Linked DNA regions of Homo sapiens: region 1 is linked to region 2. Evidence: read pairs that join two places in POLR2A ChIA-PET (ENCODE). Cell type or tissue: HepG2. All regions are shown on one strand. Links, peaks and the distances in the headings refer to the core of each region. The heading gives the core; the rest is flanking DNA. Region 1 holds the start of NOTCH3 (notch receptor 3). Region 2 overlaps BRD4 (bromodomain containing 4).

What was found. Peaks named below come from ENCODE experiments on the same cell type or tissue, not always from the same donor. Only the 100,000 strongest peaks of a DNase experiment are listed, where the experiment ranks them.
Region 1: POLR2A ChIA-PET joins it to region 2 with 7 read pairs; 2 of 35 experiments call an interaction of 5 or more read pairs at or near these places.

What each region holds. Positions count from the first base shown.
Region 1 is chr19:15,198,444-15,202,826 of GRCh38, forward strand. NOTCH3 (notch receptor 3) reads right to left here and starts at 2,552. Exons shown (of 33, transcript NM_000435.3): 1 at 2,345-2,552. The coding sequence starts at 2,462. RefSeq lists a silencer at 1,622-1,848 and enhancers at 2,435-2,936, 2,937-3,436. In HepG2, for the core only: no CTCF peak of the experiment used is centred there; no DNase peak of the experiment used is centred there; H3K4me3 peaks cover 809 bases; H3K27me3 peaks cover 2,008 bases.
Region 2 is chr19:15,300,688-15,305,070 of GRCh38, forward strand. The region is part of intron 1 of BRD4 (bromodomain containing 4); the gene reads right to left. Among named protein-coding and RNA genes, the nearest start is that of BRD4, 30 kb to the right of the region's middle. In HepG2, for the core only: no CTCF peak of the experiment used is centred there; DNase peaks (open chromatin) are centred at 1,744 and 3,524; H3K4me3 peaks cover 324 bases.

The sequences.
Region 1 (4,383 bases), core at 210-4,209, 100 kb before region 2:
AGAAGGACAGAAAGAAATAGAAAGCGGCCAGGCATGGTGGCTCACGCCTCTAATCCCAACACTTTGGGAGGCCGAGGCTGGTGGATCACCTGAGGTCAGGAGTTCGAGACCAGCCTGGCCAACACAGTGAAACCCAGTCTGTTCTAAAAATATAAAACTTAGCTGGGCATGGTAGCAGGTGCCTGTAATCCTAGCTACTCAGGAGGCTGAGGCAGGAGAATCGCTTGAACCCAGGAGCCAGAGGTTCCAGTGAGCCGAGATCACGCCATTGCACTCCACCCTGGGCAACAAGAGCCAAACTCCATCTCCAAAAAAAAATTAGCTGGGTGTGGTGGCGCACGCCTGTAGTCCCAGCTACTCGGGAGGCTGAGGCAGGAGAATCGCTTGAACCTGGGAAGCGGAGGTTGCAGTGACCCGAGATTGCGCCACTGCATGCCAGCCTGGCAACAGAGTGAGACTGTCTCAAAAAAAAAAAAGAGAGAGAGAAGGACAGAAAGAAATAGAAAACAAGAGGGTGAGTTACAGAATCTGTCGAGCTGAACCTGAGCATGGGCCTACATAGTATATGCCCCTTCCTCACAGGACAAGCCGACTGGACACCATCACCCACACCAGGACCTGTGGGTGTTCGTGAACTCACACTGTGGGTCCCATAACATGGGCTATGGGCCACCCTGAGCTGTAGGCAATGTGAGCCACATGTGTGTGCGTGCACGGGCTTGTGTGTCTGTATGTGGATTTGGGCATGCATCTATTGTGTCTCAGTTGCAGCTACATGTGAGTCTATCTGTACATGCATGTCAGCGTGGGTGTGCCCGTGTGTGTATGAGCTGCACACCCATACGGGAATGCACAGATGTGTGTGCTGTCTGTATGCAGGTTGTGTCTGTTGTGCGTCTGTGTATGTGAACCGTGTAAATGGGTGTACAGCTGTGTGTTGGTGTGACCTGTGTGTGCACCGCTGTGTCTGTGTATGGGTTGGCTGTGTCTGTCCATCTGCATGTGTGAGCTGGGTGTAAGCATGTCCTTGAGTCTTCATCTATGTGCTGTCTGAGTGTGTGCAGGCAGCGTGTGTGCCACACCTGTGTGATCATATTTGTGTGTGTATGTATGTCAATGTGTGAGCTGTGTGCGTGCAGCTGGGTGTGTCTTTCCTGAGCCAGGTGTGCAAGTCTGCGAGTGTGCTGTGTGTGTGCAGGTTTGCATCTCTGTTACGTGACCTAGAGCTATGTGTGCCAGCGAGTGTGTCACAGGCCATGTGTGTGCGCCGCTGGTCCGGCGGAGGCGGCGGCTCCTGCCTGGTCCTGCCCCGTCCGGGCCCCGGGGCTGGGCTGGGGAGGCCGTTCACTCCCGAAACCCCCACCCCGCCCAGCGCCAAGCCCCACACTGGCGTCTGGGACCCCTGGCCAGGGGCCTTGGCCCGCGCCCCTCCCCCGCCCACCAGGCCTCCCGTAGCGGTGAGGGGGGTGCCCCCGCAGCCCCCTCCCCGGCCCAGCCGCGGGTCCCGCTTTGTCTGGCAAAGAAAGCGCGAGGCCGGCCGGAGGGAGGGGGTGTCTAGACGGCGCGGCCATTGTCCCGAGCGGGGGAGGGGAGGGAGGAGAGGAGGAGGGGCGGGGGCCCCTGGCCGGCTGGGGAGGGGCTCTGGCCGCGGGGAGGGGGCGCTGGAGCCGAAGGGGAGCACGTGGGCCCTCGCCCCTTCCCCTCCCCGCGCAGGGGCGGGGTCCCAGGGCCTCCGGGTCCCCGCGGCCAGAGGAGAGAGGCGGGCTGCGGGCGGGGGAGGGGGCGCGCGCGCCGCCGAGGCTCCGGCTCGGAATCCGGCTCCGGGTCTTGCTGCGCGCCGGCCTGGGAAGTTTTCTCCGAGTTCAGAGCTCCCAGAACTTCGCGCCCCCTCCCCACCCCCCGCCTGGCCCAGCCCGCCCGGGGTGTCGGGGGCGGGGTGGGGGGGCTTTTGTGCGAGAGGTCCCCGGCCTAGAAGTACCTGGGCCCCCAATCATAACCTACCCAGGACTCCAGGCGTGAGTTGGATGGGGACGAGTCCCGAACTCTGTACGCACCCCCCCACCTCGAGTCCCTGATCCCCGCACCTCGAGCTCCCAGTCTCGGACTCCTGGGTCCCTTCATCTTCAGCTCTAATCGCTCAAGGGTCCCTGTTCCTTGGGCCTCTGGGGTCCTCCCCATTCTGAATCTCTGGGTCCTCCAGGACTGGCATGAAGCCCGGGGCTCCTGCGCCCCTTCCCCGACCCTGGTTCCTGCCTCCCATGAACCCCCGCCAGCCCCGGCCTTGGGGGTTCTTGCACTCCCCCTCTGCCGCCCTCGTCCCATCCGCCAGGTCCCGGCCCCTCACCTGCAGCCCCCGGCCCCGCTAGCAGCAGCAGCAGGGGCAGCGCCCGCACGGGTGGCGGTGGCGGTGGCGGCGACATCGGGCGACGGCGGCGGCGGCGGCCACGGGCCCCCGGCCCCATGGCGGCCGGCCGCGACCCTCCCCTCCTCCCTCCTTCCCTGGGCTCCGGGCGCGTCCCGGGCCAGCCTCCGCGCCGCCAACTTCGCCGAAGTGAGGCGGCCGGGCCGCCCCGCCCCCAGCCCTCGAAGGCTCGCCCCGCCCCGGGGCCGGCCCAGCGCGCCCCCGCCCCCCGCCCGGCCTCCCGGGGTCCCTGCCCACCCTCCACCCGCACAGCCTGGGACGCGCGGACCCTCGGAAACCCAGGCCGAGCATGCAGTGAGACGCGGGCAGAACCCGGAGTGGCGGGCACACCCAACCTCGTGAACGCCCACGCACCCCATCCCCATCCCCCAGTACACACCCAGAGCCGGACACCTCTGGAGCCGGGACAAAAAACACAGCCTCCCAGAAACTCTGGAAACTGAGGCCAGTCACGTCCTGAGAGGCTCATGGACCCACAGCCACGGACGCACAAATGCAAGCCCATGCACCAAGCTTCCCCAGGACTCTGATCTAAAACATTCACAAACCTAAAAGTCGGACCGGGCGCGGTGGCTCCGGCCTGTAATCCCAGCACTTTGAGAGGCAGAGGTGGATGGATCACTTGAGGTCAAGAGTTGGAGACCAGCCTGGCCAACATGGTGAAACCCGGACTCTACTGAAAATACAAAAATTAGCTGAGCGTGGTGGCGCACGCCTGTAGTCCCAGCTATTCGAGAGGCTGAAGCAGGAAAATCGCTTCAACCCAGGAGGCTGAGGTTGCACTTAGCCGAAATCGTACCACTGCGCTCCAGCCTGGGCAACAGAGTAAGACCCTGTCTCAAACAAAACAAACAAACAAAAAACCGCTAAAACTCACTCAGCCAGGCCAGGAGCCTAGGACTACATTTGCAGCCTCAGACCTCAGACACGTACTAGGAGTCACATGCATGTGTGTGTGTTCACACATGCACACACAAACTCTTCTTGCTCTCAGCCCTCCCAGAAAGCAACCCACTTCCTCTGTGACTCTCAAAGGGTCACCCCAGCCCCCTAGTCCCACCCCCATACCCCACACAGCTTTGGGCCTCAGCCTATCTGGCTCAATTTGATTAATTCTCTTTTCTTTTTTTTTTTTTTTTTGAGACAGCGTGTCGCTCTGTCACCCAGGCTGGAGTGCAGTGTCCCTATCTTGGCTCACTGCAAGCTCTACCTCCCAGGTTCAAGCGATTCTCCTTCCTCAGCCCCCACCCCCACAATCTGCCAAGTAGCTGGGATTAGAGGTGTGCGCCACCATACGTGGCTAATTTTTTCTGGGTTTTTGTTTACTTGTTTGTTTGTTTTTGAGACGGAGTCTCGCTCTGTTGCCCAGGCTGAAGTGCAGTGGCATGATCTCCGCTCACTGCAAGTTCCGCCTCCTGGGTTCACACCATTCTCCTGCCTCAGCCGTCCGAGTAGCTGGGACTACAGGCAACTGGCACCATGCTCTGCTAATTTTTTTTTTGTATTTTTAGTAGAGACGGGGTTTCACCGTGTCAGCCAGGATGGTCTCGATCTCCTGACCTCGTGATCTGCCTGCCTCAGCCTCCCAAAGTGTTGGGATTACAGGCGTGAGCCACCGCGCCCAGCTTCTATTTTTTTAGTAGAGACTGGGTTTTGCCATGTTGGCCAGGCTGGTCTCGAACTCCTGACTTCAAGTGATCCGCCCGCCTCAGCCTCCCAAAGTGCTGGGATTACAGGCGTGAGCCACCACGCCCAGCCTTGATCAATTGCCTTTTCCCAAATCAGTCATGCTGCACAGGCTTCCTGCAGCTCCCTCTGTTCCTGTGGAAAGAATGGGGACCCTGAGAGGCCTGGAGCCCAGCCCTGGAGGAACTTCCAGTCTGGGGAAGAAAAAGCTAGACGCACACACACCCAGTGTGGAGGGCTCAGGGCTGGGCCAGAGAAAGGCATGGAATCTGGGA
Region 2 (4,383 bases), core at 165-4,164:
ACTAGTCATGAAGAAATACAAATCACAGCCACACTGATACCACTGCAAGACTATGTGAATCCACTGCTTCCCACCCCTAAAACCCTGACAATACCAAGTGCTAGTGAAGATGAGCAACGACTAAAACTCTCATCCACTGCTGATGAGGGCGAAAAATGATGCAACCCTCCAGAAACATCTGAGAGTTTCCTGTAAAGCTAAACATGTATTTATTCCAATGACCCAGCCATCTCACTTGCAGGTCTTTAACCAAAAGAAAGAAAAACATGTTCACACAAAGAACTGCATGTGAATAGCTTTAGCAGCTTCATTAAGAATCACCAAAAACTAGAAACCATCCACGTGTCCTTCAACTGAGAAATGCAGAAAAAGCTGGGGTCTATCCATATGATGAAACACTACTCAGCAATGAAAAGAAACAACTGAAACACTCCCACTAAGTAGTCAGATGACTCTAATAAACTATGTTAACGAAAAGAAGCCTGACTCAACCTCTACCTCCCCTGCATTGTATGATGCCATTTTCCATTTAATATGACATTCTAGAAAAAGCAAAATCATAGACACAGAAAACAGATCAATCGTTGCTGAGGAGCCGGACACGGTGGCTCACGCCTGTAATCCCAGCACTTTGGGAGGCCAAGGCGGGCAAATCACGACGTCAGGAGTTCAAGACCAGCCTGACCAACATGGTGAAACCCCGCCTCTACTAAAAATACAAAAATTAGTCGGGCATGGTGGTGCGCACCTGTAATCCCAGGTACTCAGGAGGCTGAAGCAGGAGAATCACTTGAACCCGAGAGGCAGAGGTTGCAGTGAGCCGAGATCGCACCACACTGCACTCCAGCCTGGGCGACAGAGCAAGACTACGTCTCAAAACAAAAAAAAAAAAGGCTGGGTGCAGTGACTCACGCCTGTAATCCCAGCACTTTGGGAAGCCGAGGTGGACAGATCACGAGGTCAGGAGATCGAGACCATCCTGGCTAACACAGTGAAACCTCATCTCTACTAAAAATACAAAAAATTGGCCAGGCATGGTGGTGGGCGCCTGTAGTCCCAGCTACTCAGGAGGCTGAGGCAGGAGAATGGTGTGAACCTGGGAGGCAGAGGTTGCAGTAAGCCGAAGACTGTGCCACTGCACTCCAGCCTGGGCGACAGAGCGAGACTCCGTCTCAAAGAAAAAAAAAAAAAAAAAAAAAAAAGTTGCTGAGTCTCACGCCTATGGTCCCAGCACATTAGGAGGATGAGGCAGGAGTATCATTTGAGGTCAGGAGTTTGAGACCAGCCTGGCCAACATGGTAAAACTCCATCTGCACTAAAAATACAAAAATCAGCTGGACATGGTGGCGCAGGCCTGTAATTCCAGCTACTTGAGAGGTTGAGACTCCAGAATTGCTTGAACCCAGCAGGCAGAGGTTGCAGTGAGCCAAGATTACGCCACTGCCCTCCAGTCTGGGAGACAGAGTGGGACTTCATCTCAAAAAAAAAAAAGGGGAATTTTATTGCATATAAACTTAAGAGAATAAACAAACCACATGCAGTACACCACCCTGACCCCCTTTAGACCTGGTACAGAGACCCCCCAGGACTGGGAGATGCTGCTTTGCAGGGAAGGCAGACAGACCTGCAAGTGCAGCAGGCAAGGACAGCCTGGTCTGAACCACGAGCTTCCATGCTAACCTGGGGGACTCTGAGTAACAGATGTTCTCAGCCTTGTGTTTCCTGTCTGTAAAACAGAGCAGTTCGGCCACGCACGGTGGCTCACGAGGTCAACAGATCAAGGCCAGCCTGGCCAACATGGCAAAACCCTGTCTCTACTAAAAATGCAAAAATTAGCCAGGCATCGTGGCACATGCCTGTAATTCCAGCAACTCAGGAGGCTGAGGCAGGAGAATTGCTTGAGCCCAGGAGGCGGAAGTTGCAGTGAGCTGAGATCGTGCCACTGCACTCCAGCCTGGACAACTGAGCAAGACTCCGACTCAAAAAAAAAAAAAAAAAAAAAAAAAAGGATTAAAAAATTAAAAAGTGCTTTTCTGGGCCGGGCGCAGTGGTTCACGCCTGTAATCTCAGCACTTTGGGAGGCCGAGGCGGGCGCATCACGAGGTTAGGAGATCGAGACCATCCTGGCTAAAACAGTGAAACCCCGTCTCTACTAAAAAATACAAAAAAAATTAGCCAGGCGTGGTGGCGGTCACCTGTAGTCCCAGCTACTTGAGAGGCCGAGGCAGGAGAATGGCGTGAACCCGGGAGGCGGAGCTTGCAGTGAGCCGAGATCGCGCCACTGCACTCCAGCCTGGGCCACAGAGCGAGACTCCGTCGCAAAAAAAAAAAAAAAAAAAGTGCTTTTCTGAAAGGAGGGCTCTAGTTAAGGTAAACCATGGTTCTGTGACTTGTGCTTTACACTGAGAGAACAAAGCAGCAAGACCAACAATCTTAAAGGAGTAATACACAGTCCATGTAGGGTACACTACCCCTGCATTCACATCAACTGGAGAAGAGAAGCTATTTCCAGCTCAAAGTAGGGGAAAGTTAATACATAGCTATTCAAGAGTGTTTATGTACAGACAGTTAATCTTGAGAAATCCAAATTGTGTGGCTAGAACAAAGCTACTGTTTACAATATTTTTCATACTAATGCTTCCTGGAGGACCTTCCTTGGCCCCATGTTTAAATTTTGATTAAATGTCAAACTAGTAAAACTATTTGCCTATGCGGGGATGGGGCGGGGGGAGAAGACGGTTAGGCAACACAGTGCCAAATTCAAAACTCCGTACTAGCTCTGACAGCGAACACCTTTAGATTCAGAGGAGAAAAGTAGCCTTAAACAGGACAATTCAGCCTATCTACTGAGATCATCTTATCAAAAGGAGTAACTGTCATTACAATAAAATGCAATACAACAATACAATAAAATGCAACAAAGCCACGAAGAAGGAAAAAGGCTGCCCAGCATTCTAGCACCTATTTGCACAATTAGCCCACAGAGTTACTTACAAACAATATTCCCCTTATATAGTCTGTGTTCTGTTTTTGATGGGGCACTGAATACAGAACCTATCTGCCAACTTTAACTGTAATGCGATAACCAGAGCTCACACAACCACTTCTCGACTGTTTCTGTCAGGATGTTTCCAGTTTTTTAAGTATCAACATTACAGGGTTGAGAAGGACCAACAAGCATTTGATGGCTAATGATGACAAAGTCCTTGATCAAGATGCCAGCAAGAACATTCACCACAACAGACTCCATGCAGAATGCTTGGAGTGATGCCCTCTGAGCCCCAAAGCACTTGCTCTCACATTTGACCACCAAGGTAGGATGAAAGAGCTCAGGGTACAAAGAAATATCCACTCATCCGTCACAGTGAAGGATTACCTTCATTATGTCCTCTCCAGAGGTAAACCCAAAGTCCCTCTGATCGCTAACTTTTTTACACTTACCACATAATCCCAACCCACTCTATTCTTCCGCAAGTCATTCAGAGAAGGCATACGGTGGTGACATAAATGCTGACGACTACCAGGTCCCCCGGATCTCCAGCCGTCTGTTTGTTTGCCCACAGGAACACACAGTGTGTGCTGGCAATAACTAAACAAGCTTTTCTGCCCAAGGAGGCTGAGCTCACTCAGTGCCTCGAGGCTCCCCACCATAGTTACAAGTGCTGGCCTAACCAAGCTGTGCCTGGAATCAGCCTTGTCACTGTGCCGGGGGAGTAGGAAACAGTTAAAACACATTTTTATGCTTTCATTTCTATAATAAATGCATCAGATATCACATGAAATCAGCTCTAGGACTGACTGAGCACCTGCCTGCTATACATTTTCCAGGCCGCCAGTGCCCTGCCAGGGGATGTGCTGAGCAGCCAAACCCAGCCTGGCCATGATGCTTGTAGTAAGCTGGCAGACAATGTACGAGCAACAACTTTCCCAGTTAAGCGCCAACTTTCCCTGAGTGTCCACATGCTTAGGGAAGAAGGTTGGACTTAAACCAACAAGCAATTACTGAATGCTTACTGAGACATGGGGCTCAATGTGTCTGTATGCTGTATTCCGACCTCACAAGAACCTCGCACAGGGCAGGGATTAGGGTCTCAGTTTTGCAGCCAAGGAAGCTGATGCGAGAAGAAATCGGTAATTCATCTAAGGTCACACCTGACTCCTCACCTTATACCCCCAAAAAATCATTTCCTGATGGATCAAGGGCATGAATTGGAAGGGCAAAACCTTACAACTTCCAGAAGAAAATATAAAATATATTTCACTTCAGGATAGTGTTCTTCCCACCAACCGTAAAACAAAGATTCATAAATTCACCTACATTAAAATTAAGACCATCTTTTTTTTTTTTTTTTTTTTGAGACGGAGTTGTTGCCCAGGCTGGAG